2 separate regions of the Homo sapiens genome follow, and region 1 is linked to region 2. The links are chromatin loops, found by intact Hi-C in ENCODE. Cell type or tissue: PC-9. All regions are shown on one strand.

Evidence for each region. Hi-C counts contacts between places; a loop is a spot of excess contacts. Peaks named below come from ENCODE experiments on the same cell type or tissue, not always from the same donor. Only the 100,000 strongest peaks of a DNase experiment are listed, where the experiment ranks them.
Region 1: a loop joins it to region 2, with 5 times the contacts of the local background. A loop is called at or near these places in 4 of 110 quality-filtered maps.

The regions. Positions count from the first base shown.
Region 1 is chr15:63,747,385-63,755,384 of GRCh38, reverse strand. HERC1 (HECT and RLD domain containing E3 ubiquitin protein ligase family member 1) reads left to right here. Exons shown (of 78, transcript NM_003922.4): 6 at 60-156; 7 at 737-880; 8 at 2,300-2,427; 9 at 5,594-5,738; 10 at 5,847-6,018; 11 at 7,527-7,661. Among named protein-coding and RNA genes, the nearest start is that of HERC1, 83 kb to the left of the region's middle. In PC-9, a CTCF peak has its summit at 3,106; no DNase peak of the experiment used is centred here.
Region 2 is chr15:63,941,122-63,949,121 of GRCh38, reverse strand. All of the region lies in intron 4 of DAPK2 (death associated protein kinase 2), which reads left to right. Among named protein-coding and RNA genes, the nearest start is that of MIR422A, 74 kb to the right of the region's middle. In PC-9, CTCF peaks have their summits at 3,472 and 3,672; a DNase peak (open chromatin) is centred at 3,151; H3K27ac peaks cover 757 bases.

The DNA of each region.
Region 1 (8,000 bases), 190 kb after region 2:
ATACGGACTATATGTTTTAACATGTGCATACTCATCGTATTTACTTGTGTGCAATGCAGGTAGTTGTTTGTGTGTCAGCTGGATACAGACATAGTGCTGCTGTCACAGAGGATGGGGAATTATACACATGGGGTGAAGGAGACTTTGGAAGATTAGGTAAGATTTTTTAAAAATGTAAGTTATTCTTCTAGAAAATTAGAAATGATTAAGTTACTGAGAAGCCGTGAGAGCAGATTTACTAGGCCAAAGACTGTCATTTATTTTGTTAGTTTAAGCTCAGAGGAAGATAATTTTATATAGATAAGACCTAGATTTTAGTGCTGATATTTAAATGTAATTAAATCTAGCAAGCATTTACTGAGTGTGCCCTATTATGACCAGGCATTGTAGGGTTTCTGGGATAAAAGCAATACCATCATGATCCTGAAGTTTATAATCTAGTGGGTAATGAAAACAAGTCAACATGAGCATGAAACAGGACAACACAAGGTAAGTGCTGTGAGGGGAGCATGAAAAGAATATTCTAATGGTTCACCGAAGTGACTCTATGACCCAGTTTAGGAGCACCTTGGAAGATTGAGAAGATGTTAGAAATGATTGTGTTTTTCATATTGCATTGCATTAAAAAAATCTCAATTCTATTTTAAAGTTGTAACATTTATTATACTTGTGAAGTCAAGGCCTAGAGAAAAAGAGTTAATGTTGTTTCTTTGTTGTTGTGTGTGTTTTATCCAAGGTCATGGTGACAGCAATAGTCGTAACATTCCAACATTAGTAAAAGACATCAGCAATGTAGGAGAGGTTTCTTGTGGCAGTTCACATACTATTGCTCTGTCTAAAGATGGGAGAACTGTATGGTCTTTTGGAGGAGGAGACAATGGTATGTAAAAAATTATTTATCAGTAGCTTTGGCTTTTTTCTTGAGTTTTTTAAAAATTTATTTTTCAGTTATATATGCCTAGTGTAGAATGACTCAAATACAGATGAGCAGAAATTAAAAAATGAACTGAGCTTTTACAAATGTTACTTTAACCATTGTTAACATTTTGGAAATAGACTTCTAAATAAATACACATTTATACAAATATTTACATATATTTCTACTTAGATGTGTTTTTAAAAACCAAAGTATACCTACATGTGTATGTTTTATATAAGTTTATATATGTTTTGACATATATATGTTTTACTCTAATAGTTTTTTTTTTTTTGAGATAGGGTCTTGCTTTGTTACCCAGGCTAGAGTGCAGTGATGCAAACCTGGCTCACTGCAGCCTCAACCTCCTGGGCTCAAGCGATCCTCCTGCCTCAGCCCCCCAAGTAGCTGGGACTACAGGCATGCACCACCATGCCTGACTAAGTTTTGTATTTTTTTTAGAGACAGGATTTTGCTTTATTGCCCAGGCTGGCCTCGAACTTCTGGGCTCAAGTGATCTGCCAGATTTAGTCTCCCAAAGTGCTTGTATTACAGGCATGAACCTCCGTGCCCGGCATGAGTATCTTTTTTATATCAACAAGCATGACTCTACATCATTCTTTTAAATGGCTTGAAGTGTTCTTTTATTTGATGGTGGCACAATTTATAAAACCAGTTTCTTATTGTTGAGTATCTAGATGGTTTCAATTTTTTTCAGTATTAACAACACAATGAATGACTAAATCTATGTCTACTTTAATTAGTCACTCCTACTAGCAGTGTGAATGCTTACTTCCCCATAGTCTTCAACAACAGCATGTATTAAATTTAATTAAATAATTTCAATAGTGAAAATGGTATCATTTAATTTATACTTTTTTTTATTCCTGGTGTGGTTGGATTTGTAGATGATTGGCCATTTGTTTTTCTTCTTTAATGATTTGTCCAGTTTTCAATTTCATGAGCTATTGATTTTTTAAAAAGTTTATGAAAAATTATATGCATATACATTCTTTTTTAAAGTTTATGAAAAATTATACGCATATAGTACCTGTATATTTTGTCAGCAAATTTGAAGTTAGAAATATAGCCATTAAAGGGGGAGAAAGACAGAAAAATAATTGTCTATGTTTCTTTTAAAGTGATTTTAAATTGCTTGATTTTAATTGCTTGAAATTAAGATATAAAAGGCTATCAGTGGTTGTTAACTTTCTTGTAATAAAAATGCTCGTTTGTTAACATCCTCAGCTATCAGAAACATAGCTTTTCATATCTGCCAGGTTAGTGATGGAAACATTAGAGCTCCTTATCAACTTTAGTAGTGTTAAAAAGAGTAGAGGTTCTTTAAAACAAGTAAATTGTTTAATGTGTTTGTTTTTATAGGTAAACTTGGTCATGGTGATACCAACAGAGTGTATAAACCTAAAGTTATTGAAGCTTTACAAGGAATGTTCATTCGCAAAGTTTGTGCTGGGAGCCAGTCTTCACTTGCTTTGACATCAACAGGGCAGGTAGGACTAAGGGATGAGTATAAAAGACTTAGAGTATTTCAGAGGATTAGGTGACTAAAAAGTAATACTTGTATTTAAATTTTAAAGTTCAAATAAATACATTTTTAGGCAACATGCTAAAATGAAATATCTTCTTCTGTTTGAAGTAGAGTATCTGAGAAGGAACCAGGTTTTCTAACCTGGCATATGTGACCCAGATAAATCTTAGTGGAGCCTCTGTTCTTTGTATTAAACTGACTTTCTAAAATGTTTTAGCATTTAGCTTCCCTTAAACCTTTTCTAAAACATTATGGATAGTCGGGGAAAGCTGAACTAGATCTTGATGGAGCCAGTGATATGAACTAAGAAGGCAAGAGGGTGATCAAAAAGGAGGGTAAAGAGAACACTTAGGTATGGAAAATATTCTGAGAGAGTTAGGTGTTTCTGAGAAACAGTGTGAAGTCAAGCTTAGGATAGTCAGAATTTTATGAGCCTTTATAAAGGCTCATAAGCTTTGTACTTTTATAGCTTATAAGCTTCGAACTTTTACATGCGTATTTTCACTCTTACCCTATTTGTTTGTTGAGGATAGGGAGGAGCCAGGTATAATTATAGACTGACAATATTTGTCCCTGTGTATCCATCAGTTATGGCAGTAAAAAAGTGAGCTGGCCACTTATTCTGTCATGTATAGGAGGCCACCTTGTGTCAGGCAGTGGTATAAAAGTGTTTTATGACTAATTGACAAGGCAGAGGAGCAGAAAAGCTGAAATCAGCATATAATTTGATTATTCACTGAGAAACTAGAATGCCTTGTGTTCTAAAAATCTTCAAGCTATTCATCATTACATTAGCTAGTTGCTGCCTTAAGAATATCTCTTCTACGTGTTTCTCACTATGGTTTTTGTAGTAAGAATCCATGAATTGAAGTTAGAAGATGCTTATGTATTTGATGTATACACACAGGCAAATAACAGACACCCCTTGAGCATCATGTGCTTCTTTTTTTATGAAGGAGTAATAATTTCTGCTTTGCATACAAGTGATCACATAAGATAATCATTAGAATTGAGAGTTTCTATAGATTATCCAATACTATTCAACTATTAGTTGGTAGTGGTAGTAATAATAGTAATAATAATAATAAATCCATTACATTGAATTCCAAGAGAACTTGTAAACTGTTTGCTGTATAGAATAGTTGTATTATGAGTACCTTAAGTTATATGAAATCAAATATATATGCGTGAAAAAAATAAAGTCAGAAATACTTTTAATGGGTAAGAATAGTTTTCTTTACCATTAAACTTGAGCATGAAATAATGATCAACATTTGCTTTTCCCTCAGTCTGTCTCAGCACTTTCAGGCCTCTTCTGTACTGACTTCCCACCATACTATATAGTATGGTCCAGTCTCTAAAGGCAAGCCAAGTATTTCTCATCTGGTGCTCAACCGAAGGAACGCTGCAAGAGAAAACTCTATGTAGGCCTTACTGAGTGACAGTATTACAGTGATGTGTCACTTAATGGGATATGTTCTGAGAAATGTGTTATTAGGCCATTTTGTTATTGTGAGAACATTGTAGAGAGTACCACACAAACCTAGATGGTGTAGCCTACTACGCTCCTAGACTATATGGTATAGCCTATTGCTCCTAGGTTACAAACCTGTACTGCATGTTACTGTACTGAATACCTTCAGAAATTGTAATATAATGGTAAGTATGTATCTAAACATATCTAAACATAGAAAAGTTACAGTAAAAATACTGGCATCAAAACTCCGTTAGATCTTAAGGGACCACTGTTGTATAATGTGGTCTGCTATTGACCGAATGGTGCATGAGTGTATATGATACCTCATGAGTGATTTAGGAAATCTTCTGTGATGATTTTGAGTATACATTATTTCACTGTCGTTATCTTTAGTTCCTAACATCTCCTAAAATATGCCTTATGTACTGGAATCTTGTTGCATTCTATACTTAAGTAAGTTATCTGGAAACAAGTACAAATATATGTTCTCATTTTATTTTATTTTGAACTCAGGGTCTCACTCTTTTGCTCAGGCTGGAGTACAGTGGCACAAACATGGCTCACTGCAGCCTTGACCTACCTCCTGGGCTCAAGAGATCTTCCCCATCCCAGCTCCCGAGTAGCTGGGACCACAGGCCTGTGCCACAATGCTTGACCAATTTTTTTAAATTTTTGTGGAGATCGGGTCTTGCCACATTGTCCAGGCTGGTATTGAACTCCTGAGCTTGGGTGATCCTCCTGCCATAGCCTCCCAACGTGCTGGGATTACAGGCTTAAGCCACTACATCCGGACAGTGCTCTTTATTTTTAATTGAAGTGGTTTAATCTCTCAGCAGCAGTCTTTCCTAAAATAATTGCAAGACAAAAACAAATTCTCAAATTTGATGGCATGAAGATAAGAATCTATATAATCTTACCAAAATCTATTGAAGATAAAGAAAAAAAATCATTCAGATTGCTGATTGTTTTGATTTTGTTGATTTTGGGTTGCCAAATTGTCAGTCAGTCACCTATTTGTCTTGCCAAAGACAAAATTTTTTTTTCCCACCTAACCCTTTCCCCAAGCATCTTAAATCAGTTAGTGATTCTTTTGGTATTCATTAGTCAAAAATGAAGATGTTTAAGGGGAACTACCTTGTTACTGCTTCACATGGCCCTCTTTGTAAGTGATAATTATTGCAATAATGAGGTGAGGTATTTCTAAAACTAAATAATAAACATCAGTTTTGTGATTTATATAATCCATTTTATATGATAATACCTTGTTCTAATCTTAAATCTCACCGGAATAGTGAGAAACACATAAAGGAGAAGTTTTAAGATGGTATTTTCAAAGCTGGTGAGATGGGGCAAATATAACAAATTGCAAGCCGATTAGTGGTTTAGCAGACCCTCTCAGAAGACCTTTCTGTTTTTTCTATGACCAGTTATTTTTATTTTCAGATCAGCTGTTTTTCTGCCTATACAGTGAATGCCTAAAGGCAGCATGATAAATCGCTGTAACAATCTTTAAAATGATCAAAATGATTTTAACATCAGAAAGTTATTTACTATCAAACCACACTTTAGTTTCATAGATTTCATTTATCCCTAAAGCCAACAATCTAATCATCTCAGGAAGTTATGTGTAACGTATTTCTGTTTTTTTCAGGTCTATGCTTGGGGCTGTGGAGCTTGTCTAGGTTGTGGTTCTTCAGAAGCTACTGCTTTGAGACCCAAGCTTATTGAAGAACTGGCTGCCACAAGAATAGTTGATGTTTCTATTGGAGACAGTCATTGTTTGGCTCTTTCTCATGGTAAAGTCATTTGTTTTTAAGGAAATAGTATTAACTGTTGTCTTGTGTAAATATATTACATTTGAATTTGGCTTTTCTTTTATATAATACTTTATATTTTGTTTTTAGATAATGAAGTTTATGCCTGGGGCAATAACTCAATGGGGCAATGTGGTCAGGGAAATTCCACAGGTCCTATTACTAAACCAAAGAAAGTGAGTGGCTTAGATGGCATAGCTATTCAGCAGATTTCGGCTGGAACATCACATAGTCTGGCATGGACTGCTCTTCCTAGGGACAGGTAAGAGTGCCTATGTTTAAAAATTCTTGTGTGTTTTAACATAAACACCAATAAAAAGTAGAAACACTAATAAAAACAGAAATAATTGTGCTTTGTTCATAAAATACTCTTCTGAACATATATAGTATTGCTTTTTCTCTATCATAGAAATGACATTAGATTTCTTTTTATTTGAATGTTGAGGTTAGACATGTTTCCGAAGCAAGAAGTCATACCCAGTATTTAAGACATTGTCTTTTAAACATTTTGAGTTCTCTCTCATCTCTACATGCTGATTTAAAAAAATTAAATATCTGCATATCAAGAGGAAATTAAAATAATTAAAATCAGAACTAGGCTTTATTGATTTAATGTTTAACCTCAGTGCTCTCAATCTGGTTGGTTTTTGAATTTTTTTTTTTTTTTGGAAAAAAAATTGTCATACTTTAAATCAAGGAGGTTAATTTTTGCAGAAACTTAGCTTTTTCCGAAAGTGCTAACTGTACGTGTTTAGTCCATCAGGTAGATGAGTTTCAGTCACTATTAGGAGATTGAATTTTAAAGAATGTTTGGGTTATTTCAGATATTTTCAGATACACATGGGCTAATTTATAGCTTAGAATGTATTTTATTTGCATTCTATGCCTTTGACTCAGGGTTTTAAAATGATACTCTAACCAATTAAAAATATTTATCAATAGTTATTCCTCTAACACAAAAGCCAAAATAAATAAGTTGAATATAAATAATTTGCTATTAGCATTACATCTCCAACTTCCCACTTCATATGTAGATAGTTGGGTCCCAAGAACTGAAAAGTATTAACAAGAAATTTCAGGATTTTGTCTTTTAATAGATTTCAGTATATCACTCTATAGAGTCAGGATATTTTTCTTAATATGAAATATATATTTTCTGGACTCTTAGAACCAGAGGGGCTTTAGTAGATCATGTGACTCAGCCCTCTGCTTTCAGGTGAGTGGACATCCAAACCTTCCAAAACAGGTGGTGGTTGTATGTTTTCTTCTTAAAGATGGCAAATTCTTGGTTTTCCTTAGTTGCTAAAATGAAAGGTTTTATCACTTTCATAATCAGTAATGTCTTCTTTGTATCTTGTTGAACTCATTCAGCTTTAATGTATATATGTATATATATATTTTTTGAGATGGAGTCTCACTCTGTCGCCCAGGCTGGAGTGCAGTGATACAGTCTCTGCTCACTGCAGTGTCTGCTTCCCAGGTTCAAGCGATTCCCCTGCCTTAGCCTCCTGGGTAACTGGGACTACAGGCATATACCACCATGCCCGACTAATTTTTATGTTTTTAGTAGAGATGGGTTTTCACCATGTTGGCCAGGCTGGTCTTGAACTCCTCACCTCAGGTAATCTGCATTCCTTGGCCTCCCAAAGTGCTAGGATTACAGGCATGAGCCACCGTGCCCAGCCAATATATGTTTTAATTTTCGTTTTTGATCGTGCATAAAAATTTCATTTTAAGACTGTTTTATTATTTTCTTATGTGTCCTTCTAGACAAGTTGTTGCATGGCACCGACCTTATTGTGTAGATCTTGAAGAGAGTACCTTCTCACACCTGCGTTCTTTTCTTGAGAGATACTGTGATAAAATAAACAGTGAGATTCCCCCACTCCCTTTCCCTTCATCAAGGTATGTTATATGTATGTTTTGTATCTTTGTGTGTGTGTGTGCGCGCGCGTGTGTGCATGTGTATAAATTATTCCTTTTGAGTTTTGACTTACTGTTCTTTCTTGTTTGGTTTCCCAAATTATATGAAACTTTTTTATAATCTAGAAAAGAGCTAAACTTAGATACTTGTTGATAATAACTTCTAGGAAAAAGTTACTTGTAATTTCACAAATCATGTTTTAAAAATTACTGTTGTTCATGACTTGACAAAATTTTTTTTTTTTTAAGATGGTGTCTTGCTCTGTCGCCCAGGCTAGAGTGCAGTGGCATGATCTCAGTTCACTGCAGCCTCTGCCTCCC
Region 2 (8,000 bases):
AAAAACATGGAGCTGCACAGCAAACTGATGAGGCACCAGAGCTAGGTTGGAAATGGCAAACCAGCAGGCAAGGGTGATTTCAGAAGGCACGCCGGCATCAGCTAGAGGAGGGGAGGCCATGTGGGAGAGTGGAGAGCACACAGGATTTGGGGTCAGCCTGTGCTTGAATCTCAGCTCCATTACCTATTAGCTGAGGCAGTGTGGGCAAACGATCTCTTGTGCCTTGGTTTCTTCATCTGTAAAACTGGGGTCAGTTTTACAGGGGTCAGAAGCAAGACAGCACTTGCTTCACAGGGTGAGGACAAAATGAGACACATGTGACTTCTTTGTAAACTGTGACAAAATGAGACACATGTGACTCCTTTGTAAACTGTGAAGTGCTACAAGTTTTGTTCTACACGGACCTCTAGGTTGCGTGTGTGGAGGAACGCAGGAGGAGTGTGAGAAGCAGGCCCTGCCTTCAGCCAGTGTGCAGTCTAGCAGTGATATGGTTTGGATCTGTGTCCCCACCTAAATCTCGTGTTGAATTGTGATCCTCAGTGTTGGAGATGGGGCCTGTTGGGAGGTGACTGGATCTTGGGGGCGGATTTTCCCCTTAGTGCCTTGGTGCTGTTCTCATGATAGTGAGTTCTCACAAGATCAGGTTGTTTAAAAGTGTGAGGCACCTCCCCTCTCTCTCCTTCTTGCTCCTTCTCTGGCCAGGTAAGATGTGCCTGCTTTCCCTTCACCTTCTGCCATGAGTGTAAGCTTCTTGAGGCCTCTCCAGAAGCAAAAGCTGCTATGCTTCCTGTACAGCCTATGGAACCATGAACCAGTTAAATCTTTTTTTTTTTTTTTTTTTTTTTTTTTTTGAGATGGAGTCTCACTCCATCATGCAGGCTGGAATGCAGTGGTGTGATCTCCGCTCACTGCAACCTCTGCCTCCCAGGTTCAAGCGATTCTCCTACCTCAGCCTCTGAAGTAGCTGGGATTACAGGTGTGTGCCATCACACCCAGCTAATTTTTTTGCATTTTTTCTTAGAGATGGGGTTTCGCTATGTTGGCCAGGCTGGTCTTGAACTCCCGACCTCAGGTGCTTTGCCCACCTCGGCCTCCCAAAGTACTGGGATTATAGGCGTGAGCCACTGCGCCCATCAGGTATTTCATTACAGCAATTCGAGAATGGACTAATACAAGTGGGGAAGGCAAGACTCACTCACAGAGCTCTTGGTGGTGGTTGGTGCTATGGATCAAGCTTGTTGCATGAATGGAGATGGGAGAAGGAAGAAGAGCTGGGCTGCATATCCAAATGATGCTTCTGGAGGAAAGAAGGTTTGGGCAGGGCCTGGAAATGTGGTTAGGAGTTCAATAGGCAGATGATAAAGATTCTCATTCTGGGAAGGAGAGACATCATCAAGGAAATAGTCACAGAGACTATGATAACACCTATAGGCCACTTTATATGCCTTGTTTGATCCTCCTAGTAACCCTCTTGAGATAGGTTTTATGATTGTTATTCCTAATTTATAGGTGAGAAACCTATGCTGAGAGAGGTTCAATAACTTGCCCAGTGTCAGGCTGCTGATAAATGGCAGAGCTGGGATCCGAACCCAGATTCCAAGGCGTGCATGCTTAGCCATTATCTATATTCTCCAAAAGCAGGATGTGTGAGAGATGCATATGTGACCGCATTGGCCCATTTCTTTATTTGTCCAGTAAACAGTAACTGGGCCCTGCTATAATGCCAGCCGCCCTTGGGTGCTGGGGATGGAAATGAAAGGCAAGGCCCTTGTCCTTCCTTATGGGGTTTTAGTATAGTGGGGACAGGACATGTAAGGAAGGAATTGTAGTGCAGCTGATTCTCTGCCAGAGGTGTGTGCAAGCTGGGGACAACTAGCTGTGTGTTGGAGGGGAGGGAGATCATAGAAGAAGTTCCAGTGTGTGTGGGAACTGGGTGGAGAGGGGGAGAAGGAGCTTGTCAGGAAGGCTGTTCCAGCAGAGTGAACTGCAGGGTGGGATGGGGTGATGAAGAGGTAGCAGAGAGGTAGCAGAGGGAAAGCGGGCAGGGAGTAGGAGGTGGGGAAGCAGGGCCTTGAATGCCACACAGAGGCACGTATTGGGCATGGGCCACACTGAAGACTTGTGGGGAGGGGCTGGCTGTGGTCCCATCGACAGTGTGTGAGGACAGGGAGCTGAGCACCCTCAAAACCTGTCCACAGAGGCCTAGCATGGAGCGGCCTTCCTTTCTCAGGTTGCCCAGCACTGCCTGAATAATCTGGGGCTGTGCTTGACATGGCTGGTGAAGATTGGTAGGCAGCTTCCTTGTCCCCACAGCACAGCCCTGGCTGGGCCTCTGCTTTGCTGAGCAGAGCAGCCTCACTCAGCAGCAGGCAGGCCACACGGGCATCTGGAGAGGGCACTGGGCTGGAGGTCCTTGCTCAGTGACCTTGGTAGTTTCTTGATGTCTCTGGGCTGCTCTGACATGAAGGGACTAAATGATCTCTGAGGTCCCTTGCAGCCCCAACATTGTGAGCTCCCAGGGATGACTGTTCATGCTGCATCCCAGAAAAGAATGAGCAAACATAGCCACTGTTGTCTGAAATCTCATTGGGTGCTGCTCCTTACATAAACCATCTCTCTCAATCACAGAACAACCCCGTGGCTCAGTAGGTTTTGCCCCCATTTTATAGATGGGAAACTGAGCCTCTAAGAGCTCCAGTGTCTGTCCAGTTTTCATACTGTGAACAGCAGAGCTGGGATTTGAACCCAGACTTGCCTTTGTCTTTTGTACTTTATGACATAGCCCCCCAAGGGTGTCTTCATCCTGCTCAGACTTCAGGACACGCTGTGCTGGGCCCACAGGCCATGGGTGCCCCACCGGACAACCACCTTCTGGTCGGCACCACAGCAGGCACCTCTGGCCAGATCCCCCAGGACACAAAGGAGCACGTTGGCCTCTCCCATGGGTGCCTCCCTGGCGGGATGAGCTGGGTGGGTTTGTTTTGACAAGGGTATTTCTGCCTCCTGGTGGCAGGCAGGCCCTGGGCTGGGCAGTGGCGGCACCTGTGGGAATGTGACCCCTCCCTCCAGCCGTGCTTTGGAGGTGATGTCAGGTATGTGGGTGAAGTATTTGGTTGAAGTAAATAAAGCTGGAGGAGAATGACAGGAGTGGGGAGTATGGATAGAATCGGACTGCCCCAGAGGGCACTCTGGCTTGGACCCAGCAGTGTGTGGTTGCAGCAGCCTGTTCTTCCTGACCTGGGGCCAGGAGACCTGCGCCTTTACACGTCCTGCCTTAGAGCCCAAAGCAGTAGGAATTTTCACAGCCAGCTTGGGAGGTTGTGCCATCTCGAAACTGCAGAGCCCAGAGCTTGAAGGGGCTTTGGATGCCATCCACTGCCTGACTTACAGTTGGGGGGCTGAGGCCCAGAGAAAGGACGTGGCCTGCTTAAGCTCACATGGCCTTGGGTGGTGGAGCTGGACCTGCAGTTTTCCAATCTGCAGGCCTGGGCTCTTTTGCACCACCCTGCTCTATTTGGGGAGGGTGGAAGCAGAGAAGCTTAGACCAAATTCCTGGGGAACTGCCACTCTGCTGACCCTTAGCTTCCTTTTGGACCCTCCCTTAGTGCCGTTCCTTCCTGCTCCATCCGCATCACAGCCCTATAGGAGGAATGCACTCTGGAGCCCCTAGTGGTGGTGCGGGGCCTGGCAGAAAAGGAGGAGCCTCTGGCCCTGGATTCTTTCAATTCATTTCCTCAAATATTAATGGAACATGCAGGATGCAAGACGCCACAGGGGATACCAGGAATCCTAAAACCAATTTGAATTTTCTCAGGGAAAAGGCTGCCACCCAGGAAAGTGGCATCACCTGTGAGAGACAGCCTACAGCTTAGGACTGCCAGCAGGCCAGCGTCATCAACACGGAGGGGTTAGAGCACAGGGTTGGGGGAAGCTCAGGGAGAAGTAAGGGAGTTAGCTGGGTGGTCAGGGTGGCTCATGTCTGTAATCCCAACTACTCAGGAGGCTGAGCGGGGAGGATCACTTGAGCTCAGGAGTTTAAATCCAGTCTGGGCAACATCTCATCTCTTTTTTTAGAAAAAGATTCTCTCTAAGTAAGGGAGTAAGGGGAGGCAGGGTTGAGGGGGAAGAGGCTCTGAAAATGAAGAGGAGTAGGACAGGCATTCCAAGCCAGAGCAAAGGATGGAGTTGAGATGTCGTTGTGGAGTGGTAGTGCCCACCCTGCGGGGATATAGAGCAGGTACAGGCAAGGGATGGGTGGTGAGGCTGGAAAGAGAGCATGGGGCAGTCAGTGCCTTGACTACTTCAAATATCAGGTGGGGCATTTGGACTTTCTCCGGTGGCCAGTGGGACCACTGAAGATATTTAACCAGATTCAGTGATGTGTTGGGGAGAAAGGGATTGGACTGCCAGGGAAGCCCCCACCCCACTGCTCCCCACTGATTGTGACATTACAAGCTGTTGCACCTTGGCAAATCATTTAGCCCTGTGTGAGCCCCGTTTTCTTATCTGTGAAATGGAGTTTATAACAGTACCTATCACTCAGCGTGGCTGCAAGGATCACATAGAACACTAGCATCAAATTTGGCTTAGTAAACATGCTGTAAATGTTAGTCCCTACCCTCTGTCCTGGCTGTCATCAGGCTAATAGTGGAGCTTGGGACAGCAAGAAGGAAGCCTGTCTGAAAGCAGGTAGAGCTTCAGGTTTAGGGGCCCAAATCCCCTGGCCAGCCTATAGGTACCTTGGTGGCCTAGGAAGGAAGCAGAAACATGGCTGGATAGCAGGGAGCCATGGCCTCTGTTTACTCCCAATCAGGGCAGGTCTGAGTCTATGGGTATGTCTGGTCCAAATGGCCCAATAAGTGAATGGTGAAGGTAGGGACGAGAACCTGGGTCCTGACGACCCAACAGAGCATTCCTACTGCCCCACGGCCACCTTCCAGCCTGAAACCCCCAGGCTTCATCCTTTTATCCAGACCCAGCTTGGGTGTTCGCCCTGCCAGGACCTCCGTTTTCTCATCTGACTTGAGGACCTCCTGCTCAGGAGCTCCTGAGGCCAGGGATGGGTTCTGGGGCTACTCACTTGCATGGAAGCATCACCAGAAGAAAAGGCACCCTGGGGTAGGACACAGGTGCCAGAGGAGGAAAACAGCTGTGTCTGAGCCAGGCACGAGGTTGCCCCAGGTTGCCAGGCCAGAGTGGCATTGCTGCTTCTCTCTGGGATAGATTTTTTTTGTTTTGTTTTTTTTGAGACAGAGTCCCTCTCTGTCACCCAGACTGGAGTACAGTGGTACGATCTCAGCTCACTGCAGCCTCTGCTTCCCGGGTTCAAGCAATTCTCCTGCCTCAGCCTCCTGAGTAGTGGCAACTACAGGCGTGTGCCACCACGCCCAGCTAATTTTTGTATTTTTTTTAGTAGAGTCGGGGTTTCACCATGTTGACCAGGCTGGTCTTGAACTCCTGACCTCAAGTGATCCACCTACTTCAGCCTCCCAAAGTGCTGGGAATACAGGCATGAGCCACTGCGCCCGGCCTCCTGGGCTAGATTAATAAGACCCCTGAGAAGCAAGGAAGGGGAATCATTTAGTCTAGCGGTTAGGAGCACAAACTTTGGGGCCTGAGAGATAAAGGTTAAAGTTCCTAATGAGGGATAATACAAACTAATGTTATAGTCTCGGTTTCTTTTCTTTTTTCTTTTTGACAGGGTCTCACTCTGTTGCCAAGTCTGGAGTATAGTGGCACAATCATAACTTATTGCAGCCTCAACCTCCTGGGCTCAGGTGATCCTCCCACCTCAGCCTCCTGAGTAGCTGGGACTACAAGTGTGTGCCACCATGCTGGGCTAATTTTTAAAAATTTTTTTTGTAGAGACAGGGTTTCTCCAAGTTGCCCTGGCTGGTCTTGAACTCCTGGGCTTAAGCAATCCTCCTGCCTCTGCCACCCAAAGTTCTGGGGTTACAGGCATGAGCCACCACACCTGGCTAGTCTTGGTTTCTTCTTTTTTTTTTTTTGCAAAAGGAATGATAACACCCACCATGTGAGGTAGTTGAGAGTTCAATGAAGTGTAAAGTATGTCGCATGTTTGCTTAGCACTGGGTCCTGTATATTGCAGGGGCTTAATCAGTGGCACCTGTCTTCACTTGGGGCACATATATTGAGCAGCTGCTGGATATCAGGCTCTATCCCAACCTCTGGGGAGATGACAGGAACAAAACCCTTGGGCAACCCAGTAGAGGGAGACAAGCAGACAAGCTCATCAGAGTAAGAAGCACTGTGTTCGGGTATTACAGGGTACTTTGGGAACTGGGGAGGGTGGTAGGCAGGGAGAGAGCAGAGAAGGCCTTCTGGAGGAGGTACTACCTTTGCTGAAATGTGAATAGGAACTAGCCAGGTTTGGGGTTGGGGTAGTGCAGGGAGAGTGTTCCAGGCAGGAGAGAAGTCACCTGCTGTGTGTTAGGTGCTTGGGGTGGGGCTGAGGACAGATGAGACTCGGGCGGGGGAAACATGGCCCTGCCCTGGGGTTCTTTTTTTTGTTTGTTTTTTTATTTTTGTTTTTTTTGTTGTTGTTTTTTTGAGATGGAGTCTCACTTTGTCGCCCAGGCTGGAGTGTAGCAGTGTGTTCTCGGCTCACTGCAGCCTCCACCTCCCCGGTTCAAGTGATTCTCCCATCTCAGCCCCCTGAGTAGCTAGGATTATAGGTGCATGCCACCACGCCCAGCTAATTTTTATATTTGTAGTAGAGATGGGGTTTCACCATGTTGGCCAGGCTGGTCTCGAACGCCTGACCTCAGGTGATACCCCCTGCCTTGGCCTCCCAAAGTGCTAGGATTACATGTGTGAGCCACTGTGCCCGGCCTGCCCTGAGGTTCTTATAGACCAGTGAAGAAACCATCTCTCCTGGACTGTGTGCCACAGAGGTGAGCCTGTGTGAGGAAGGAGACTCCCATCTTATTTCAGCCTCAATTCTTCCCCTCCACCACCTCATCCCTACTGCTCCATAGTCCTGGGGATCACCAGGTCTGGCTCCCACCCCCATTCAGCGTGTGGTGTGAGATGGTGTCCTGGGCTCTCAGCTATGGTGGTCGGGAGGGCTGGGCCATGGCCCTTCAGCCCCAGGGAGATGTCTCACTGTCTTTTCCCTGGAGGAGAGGAGAAGTTCCTAAGAGGGTGAAACTGCCTGCCTGGGAGGTAGTTGGCAGTTGGGAGGTTGCAGCTGACTGCATGGGGTGCCAGGACACTTGGGTCCATGGGCAGCCCCCAGTGGGCTGGTCAGGGGTGCTAGAGTGGGGCCACTTTCCTGGATCCTCTCCAGGTCATAAGCTGACTTCACCCACCCTCATGCTCCTTTCTGTACAGCCTTAGGGAAATTTGCGGTGCCTTGGGGAGACTTGGACACATTTTCAAAACAGTGTTGAGAGTAATCTCCAGAGGGGAAGAAGAATAAAAAAGCAAAAAAAATGCAAAAGGAAATGTGTTATTTATTTTTTTTAAAAAAAGGAAAAAAAGCCAAGGAAGGCCTCAGTCAGCTCCCTTGAGTGGAAGTTTCCAGCTGGAAGGTCACAGAGACCATAGGCAGCCAGGGGGACCTGGGAGAAGGCATCTGTCCAGATTCACTATCAGTTCAGCTAACAGCTAGGGTCACCCTCAGCATGCCAGCTGCTGTGCTCTGCATTGCAGGGGCAAAGATGCAAAGATCTGAGTCCTCCTTCCGGCTGAGGACAGCTCTGGTAGGGGAGCTATGATAAAAACAGCAAAGGGCCGCTGGACAAGAGAAAGCATGCCAAATGTCATCACAGAAAGGTTCAAATAAGCCTGGTGGGGCCTGGAGCGGGGTGGGGCTCACTCCTGGGGGTGGTGGAGGGTGCTCAGGGTTGCTGAGGAAAGTCTGCAAGAACACAGTGGGTTGAGTTAGACTTTGAAGCCCAGCTAGGATTTCAATGGACAGAGACTGAACAGAAGGCTTTCCAGGCAGAGCAGATGGTGTGAACAAAGGTGCAAGCTGT